Linked DNA regions of Mus musculus: region 1 is linked to region 2. A link is a contact called in ENCODE Hi-C or POLR2A ChIA-PET data. All regions are on one chromosome and are shown on one strand. The core of a region is the stretch at or near the end of the contact, and the rest is flanking DNA. Distances in the headings are between cores, read along the strand shown.

The links. Hi-C counts contacts between places; a loop is a spot of excess contacts on that map. ChIA-PET counts read pairs that join two places held with the same protein, here RNA polymerase II (POLR2A).
Region 1: POLR2A ChIA-PET joins it to region 2 with 11 read pairs in Patski. The contact joins the promoter of Sppl3 here to the promoter of Hnf1aos1 in region 2. A Hi-C loop is called at or near these places in 2 of 37 maps with a recorded cell type or tissue (both heart). POLR2A ChIA-PET finds 5 or more read pairs at or near these places in 3 of 5 experiments (Patski and embryonic stem cell).

What each region holds. Positions count from the first base shown.
Region 1 is chr5:115,009,963-115,013,741 of GRCm38, reverse strand. It overlaps Sppl3 (signal peptide peptidase 3), which reads right to left and starts at 2,218. Exons shown (of 11, transcript NM_029012.2): 1 at 2,127-2,218. The coding sequence starts at 2,149.
Region 2 is chr5:114,966,997-114,970,417 of GRCm38, reverse strand. Hnf1aos1 (a long non-coding RNA gene) reads right to left here and starts at 1,675. Exons shown (of 6, transcript XR_878697.3): 1 at 381-1,675. The region is part of intron 1 of Hnf1a (HNF1 homeobox A); the gene reads left to right.

The sequences.
Region 1 (3,779 bases), core at 969-3,468, 43 kb before region 2:
CCACATACTCAGGACACATCACTTGGCCTCCTGAGCCTGTGTCCTCCTCTGAAATACGGAAGATTTCCCCTCCTTAGAGACATGTGAGAACTATCTGCCAAATACTGTGTGTTTAGTTCTTGTGCCCTGGTTGACTTGGAAGAACCAGAAAACAGGGTAGGGGCCGAGCTTCCCAGCCCTCTCCCCTGTGCACCATCCTTCCTCAGGACACTGTGGACTCTGCTCCTGAAAACAAGCTGGAAAGGAGGGGCTGAGGGTCCTGATGGCAAGGCACTCACTCGATTGCTTCCTTTATTCCATCAAATAAAGTCAAGACCCAAGGGAGTGTTTCAAGAGAGTTTATCATATAAATGATCAGCCTCCACAAAGTAGTCTCTTTACCTAGCCCACAAGCACCACACAAGCTGTAGGTGGCCTACCTACCCATTAAGGCACTTTCACCTTCAATGTTACACACAGGACATCACTCTGTGGCTCCAAACTGGGGCTGCGAATGTGTGTTGCACACAGCACTTTCCCCAGTTCCTCATCACTGGTATTTTTTTTTCAACCAATCCATATTCTTTTTACAGTACAGTTCAAAACCAAACCAAACCAACAAGGCAGCCATGAGGATTCACAGAGGAGTCCTCGTGGGGCAGGACAAGCAAGCTCTAGGTGTTGCCAGTGCCCATGGCAGCACCAACATTACCTAGTCCATCTGCAGGTAAGAAACTGAATCCCACCTGCCATTGAGATGCCCCTCCCTCACTGCTGCTCACAACTATTAGTCTGTCCTTTTAAACCACAACTGGAGCCACCAAAACCCAACTTTTCTTTTAGTTATTTCCTCTCAACTTCCCAGTTACCTTCTTTTTCAGATTGTGCATACATCGCTGCCGTTTGCATTACTAAAGCATGTTCGATCACTAACCCTCCATCAGGACACAGTGAGCTCCCGACTTAGCATAACCATCCCTTGTTTTCGTGTATAACCCGGCTCTTTTACTGTCTCCCTATGGTAGTTACAGCTCACTTACGCTCCCAACACTTGACAGTTTGCCCCGTGCTTTGGGAAGGTAGCCACACAATCTGTACAGGTTAGGGAAAAGGCAATTCTGGTACTTAAAGGTTTAGGGTCAAGGAATGAAGAACTAACTCACTTTTCCGAAGGTAGCCACACAATCTGTACAGGTTAGGGAAAAGGCAATTCTGGTACTTAAAGGTTTAGGGTCCAGGAATGAAGAACTAACTCACTTTTCCAATTACAAAACGAAGCGGACCTTCAACCCCACTCTTCGGAAAAGTCGACAGTTCTGGTACCAAGCCACAAGTGCTTGAAACCATCTCCGATCTCTTAGGCTGCAGCGACCAGGTTCCCCGCCCGCCCGGTACCTACCACCAACCCACCCATCTCCTGTTTTCTCACCCTCAAGCCACAGCTCAACTACACCATTCCCACTCGCCCCCGGTACAACCAACCTCCTTCCGCGGCAAACACTCCACGCCTCTGCCCTTCTCACCTCTTTCCCCCCAAACTTGGACGCATCTGTCACCTCCCCCCTGTAAATCACAAGTGTGTGTGCCTCAGCCCTAAACACGCTGCTAAAAAAAGTCCCACAGGCAGGGGGACTCAACCTGGACGGACACACACACACATTCCCGTGATCGAGCCCTCCACCCCCAGAACACCGGCCAGCACTCTTCGAATCCCCAGAGCAGAGTACCAACCCCTTTACAAAGACTACCCATGACCCCGCTGCTACCGACGACTTCCTTTACAGAATGTGGCCATCCTGGAACAAGACTCCCCCTCTCCGCTGTGCCAGGGCTCGATCACGGGGCCGCAGGGCCTCTGCCCACCGCGGAAGCGGTCGCTCCCGCCCTCACTACTTGCAAGTTGTGCCTCTTACCACCTGTTCTCGCCGAGAGTGGGGTACACCTTCGCCCGGGCCCGTTCTCTGCCCACCCTTCTCCAGCTTCCCCCCTGGCCCGCCAGCACCCGCGCCAGTCGGTTCCGCTGCGCGGCTCGAATGACCGCCCCTCCCCCGGGCTCGGAGGACGCCCAGCGGCCCGCACCCCGAGCCCCGCGAGCACCTGCGGCCCGGCCCGGCCCGGCCTCCTCGTCCCCAAAAGCCCGCACTCACCACGAATAGGTCTGTTCCGCCATGGTGCTGCCTCTCGGGGGCTCCGCGGCTCGCTCGGCCGGCGGCAGAGGGCGCGGCCGGGGGCCCCGGCGGCTCGCTCCTTCACTCGCTCGCACGGAGGACAGGCAGTCGGGCTCCGACAGACTCCGACGGGCCCCGCTCCCTGGGCCCCGGAGCGGGCGCGGGCCCCGGGCTCCGCGCTCGGCCTCGTCAGCCGCGGCGGCGGCGGCGGCTCCGCTGCGGCTCCAAACCCAACATGGCGGCGGCGGCGGCGGCGCGGAGAACAAGGGCCCCGAAACGGTGGCTCGGGCCCGCGCTCAGTGCGCGCCGGGCCGCGGGAGCGCCGCGCTCGGGCGGCGGCGGCGGCGGCCGGGGGACATGGCCGGCGGCGGCGGCGGCAGCGGCGGCAGCAACGGCTGAGGGGGGCGCTAGGCGGTGAGGCGAGGCCGCTCGAAGCACACCCGCCCGCCGAGGGAGGAGGGAGCGAGCGAGCGGGCGGGGGCGAGCCCGGGCCGCTGGTCACGTGCCCAAAACACGCTCACGTGACCCCGGCGCCCCGCCCCCTCGCGCGCGCTGCCCATGCGCGGAGCGCTCAGCCCAGGTCGGCTCGGGGCTACGGTTAGCTGCAGCGGCCGCCGCGCGCTAGGCCCCTTGGGCGCGCAGTGGTCCTCCCCGGTGCGCGGCGGTTGACTGCCACTCAGCTGTCAACCTTCCATCATCCACCGTCGGCTGTCCCTGGGTCCTCAGCTGCCAGTCAACTGTCAAAATGCGGACAGAGCGCTGCATTCGGGTTCCCGCGCTGCGCGGTCCCCCTCCTTGGTTTCTGCAAACGTCCCTTCGCGGCGCCTGGTGCCAAGTCAAATGCTACCATGCTCGTCTTCATAGAAGCGATCAGCGGGGTCCTTGTTGGGTGCCAGCTAGGCGTCAGCGCCTTCACCTAGGCCCTTGTCCTTACATGCATATTCTCAGGGAAGAGACATAGGTGGTTCGAGCTGGCTAAAGCACGAAGATTATTTCAGAGTCATGGGGCTATTAATAATGGAGAGCAATTAATAGAGACTAAAGGAAGGGTGCAGGCTACTTTGATAGGGTGAATGGGCATAACTCAGTTGTTAGAGCGTTGTGTGTGACCATGTGTTAGGAAAAAAAATTTAAAAACCCAGGCCTAGTGGTGCGTGCCTTTAATCCCAGCAAAGGCAGGCAGATCTCTAAGAGTTTGCGGCCAGCCTGGTCTACATAGTGAGTTCCAGGCCAGCCAAGAATACATAGAGAGACTCTATAATGAGTTAATGAAAGACAGGGAGAAACGTGAAGAAGCATATAGCAAGAGATGAGGAAACATATTTAAGCTACACAGTGTATGTTTCTGACCACATGACATTCTGGAAAAATGACTATGGAAACAGCAAAAAGTTCACTGGTTATCAGGCTGAAGGGACACGTGGAGGATTTTTAAAGCAACAAAACTAGACCACGAGACACTGTACTCCCAGAACTGTAGTAGGTGGGCCTTGGGGGGAGGGGTGTATACTGAGCAATAGATCAAGGTCATCCTCAGATATGCAGAGAATTTGACTTACAGACTTTGGCACAAAGTTTAAAGCCAGCCTGAGCTAATGAAATCTTGAAAGAAGAAAGAAAGAAGAAGAAGAA
Region 2 (3,421 bases), core at 426-2,925:
TGTGGTCTTCAGGCTGGTGGTTAAGGGCTTCTTGCCGAACCTACCCCTCTGTTTGGCCCTACATACCCCGTATCCGTGGGCCACCTGTTTGCAGTCCGGCCTTTAGGAAACAGGGACAGGCCTGAGGTCACTTTGAAACAGAGGACAAAGGAAAGCCAGCCCCAAGAAAATGGTTGGAGAACTAGTGGGTGGTAGAAATCCTTCCCCAGTGTGGTCGTTTGTGCTCCCACAAATTCCACCTTCTTGGCTGGGGGGGGGGTCAGATCCAGGTTTGGGGCCCCAAAAGCCCCTGAGGAGGCCGGGCTGATGTTGGGCTTTTAGGGGATTTCCTGATCCGCCAGGGCCTTAAGCATCTGGCAGGGTACGCTTGGGTTTCTTACCTGGGGCAGATGGAGCTGAAGGTGGCAGTTTCCCTGCATGGCCAGGTGCTGCTTGCCCCTGACCCCAGCCTGGTCAGATAGCAGGGTTAGAGGCCTCCCCATACCAGACCCCCCTCTTCTGTTGTCTGGCTCCCCATCTCCTGGAGTGCTGAGTGGGTCCCGATTTCAATGCCTCCCCCGTCTCTCTCCTCAGCAAAGCCGTTCTGGTTACTAATTACCCACGCACGCCATTATTTCTTTTGTTTTATAAATTTATAAATAGCAAAAGGCTCTGATAAGGCCTGTGATCATTAACTTGTCGGGACGGTGGCGGGGAGATGCCCATTTGGGGGTGGAGAACGAACAGGAACACCAAAGTGAGGGAAAGGTAGCTTGGGGGCTGTGGGGAGTACTACCACCCCCAATTCCCCAAGCCTCCACAGTTTCCCTGAGATTATCGCCCGGCACGCTATTTTCTGTAGGGATTTCTGCTGTGCCTAAATCCCCATAATATAGAGATAACCGCCCCCCCAGAAGGAAGTGGTTAATAAACACGCTTTACAGTAGGGAAACTGAGGCTTAGACAGGGAAGGCGCCGTGGAGGGGCCTGAGGGCTGGCTGAGGAGTTTGGGGACAGTCTCACAAGAATACTCCAGAGGCAGCCTTTTTTCTGTCCAAGGTCCTGATTCTGACTTGGGGTGGGGGAGGGCTGGTGGATCCCGGCATTTCTGGAAGTGTCCAGAAGCCTCCCTGGGCCTTGGGCAAGGGGCAGAGGAGCAGTCAGGCCCCCTGACTTGGCAGAAAGTGGAGGGCAAAGGGCTGCCTCACCGCAGGGGAGGGGCAAAGGGCCGAGTATTGCCAGAACCAGGGCACAAGAAACCTGGATAGGGTGGAGCTGGGCCTGACCTGTCTTGGGGCCCCAGGTGGGGCTAGGGGCTTAATATGAGGCTGAGGGGCCAGGGATGCCAAGGGTCTTCTTACCTGGCTAGGTGGGACCTCTTGATCAGCAGCCCTCACGGTGGGGGCAGTGGGGGCTGGAGGGGAGCCTGGTCCAAAGCAGCTGGAACAGAGGTCAAAGTGCTCCCTGCAGGGGAACAGGCAGAATCCTGGAGGCAGAGGGGACAGGGGCGGTGAGGAGGATGAGATGGGAGAAGAGGGCTGGGGGAGTTGGGAGGGCAGAGGAGCCAGGAAAAGAGAGGGTCTCTCAGCAGCTGGGAGAAAGGGGCAGGGGAGAGAGGCTGAGCGGGGAGGAGGCTAGAGTGCTGTCCCTCCCAGGTTGCTTTTCTTTAATGCTAACAGCGAGCTATTTGCTTTCCATTTAAATTCGAGATGTTGCTATAAATTATCAACCAGCTCCTTGTTCCTGCGGAGTTTATAACTAACTACCCGGGTTACTTATTGTTCAGGTAACAAAGGGGACCTGAAAATGTCCCCAGGGACAAAAAGTGGGGCCTCTAGTTTCAGGACCAGGGGTGGGGGTGGGGGGGACCCTCTGGGGAGAGGGCTGGAGGACCCCCATGAGGGCCTGGCTAGTGGGGAAGTTGAGGCTGGAAGAGGCGGTGGGAAGGACTAACTCCCCACGGGAACTGTTGATTCCAAGGTCTACCTTTGGGAGAGGGAGAGGTGGGTCTGGGGTCTCGGATCCCACCCCCACCCCTTTTGCATCATGTGTGAGGCCACGGCAGACACCTCAGCTCTCCTCGCAGAGCTCCATCCTTTATCTAGTGTGTGACCTTGGGCAAGACCCTTTTCTCCCCCTGCACCAATGCCAGCAGGTAGACAGAGTAAAGGCAAATTCTCTATCTTAGTTCTAGTTCTGTGACTTCCCCTCCCCCCAGCTTCCCTAGTTCGATCCATCTATCGCTCCTTATCCCCTCTTTTGCGCCCTGATGCTGGCTTTGCCGGTTCTGGATGCGCACACACTTTGGTTTCCGCCTAGCATTGCCTACCTTAGTCTTTCTGCTCGGGCGGGACCCCTTTCTCACTTCCTCCTTGGCTCTTAGCTCCTTGGCTTCTGTCTCTGCATGAGGGCTGAACCCCAGCTCCCCTTTGCTGTTTCTGCCTGCTTTCTTCTGACCACTAATTGTCTCGTTACTTTATCTGTCTCTGTGTTCATTCCTTGTCCCCTGGTGTGAAAACATCTTGAGGGAAAAGTTTGTGATGTCACCACATACCAGGCATGAGTGAGCGAGAGCCTAAACTTCCCCTCGCACACCTCCTACTCCTCCCTGGGGAAGCACTTGGGACCCAGAGTCCTATCCTGGATGCCCTTGCAGGACCTTCCTATCCACCAACTGCTTAAACCCCAACCGTGCTGTTTCCTGATGCCCTCAGCCCCAGCCAAGCAGCCTCAGGGTTCTCCCAGCCAGGAACTCAGCAGCCAGGTGGCAGGCAGGATGCTTCAGCGGACAGTGGCTTGCCTTGGTTCCCACGCCAGCTTTGCAGCCAGTTAGGTGGGCACTGTCCCTGAGTCCCAGTTTCTTCTGCAGAATGGTGAAGACAGCACTCAGCCACAGGTTCAAGAGCATGGCACACAGCTAAGCAGGATCACATTTGAATGGTCCCATTTTACAAATGAGCAGAGGAAGGCTCAGTGAAGCAAAGGGACATCCTTAAGTAGTAAGACCAGACTTGGATGTGTGTGATGGCTTCATCTATGTCTGCACAGTGCTCTCGAGGTCCATGTTATCTCGGCATGTTTACTACCGCACCCCCAGACATTCTTACTGCTTGGCTTGATGGGAAATTCTTTCGCATGCCAGCCTTTGAAATTCACTGGGGCTTAAAGATGTACTGAATTCAGGTTTCCCTCTGGACAGTTTCTAAAACATACACACACATGCTTGCATGCATAAGTATATACACATGTATGCACACACACACAGGGACAATCATATACATGCATACACACACAGACACACATTCATGCACACATGCACGCACACACACACTGACACACAAGCACAAGCCTTCCCCACCCCCAGACACAAAGAAACATGCACACACACACATACACAGGCAGGTACATACAAATAGACTTACACAGACACACATGCACACAC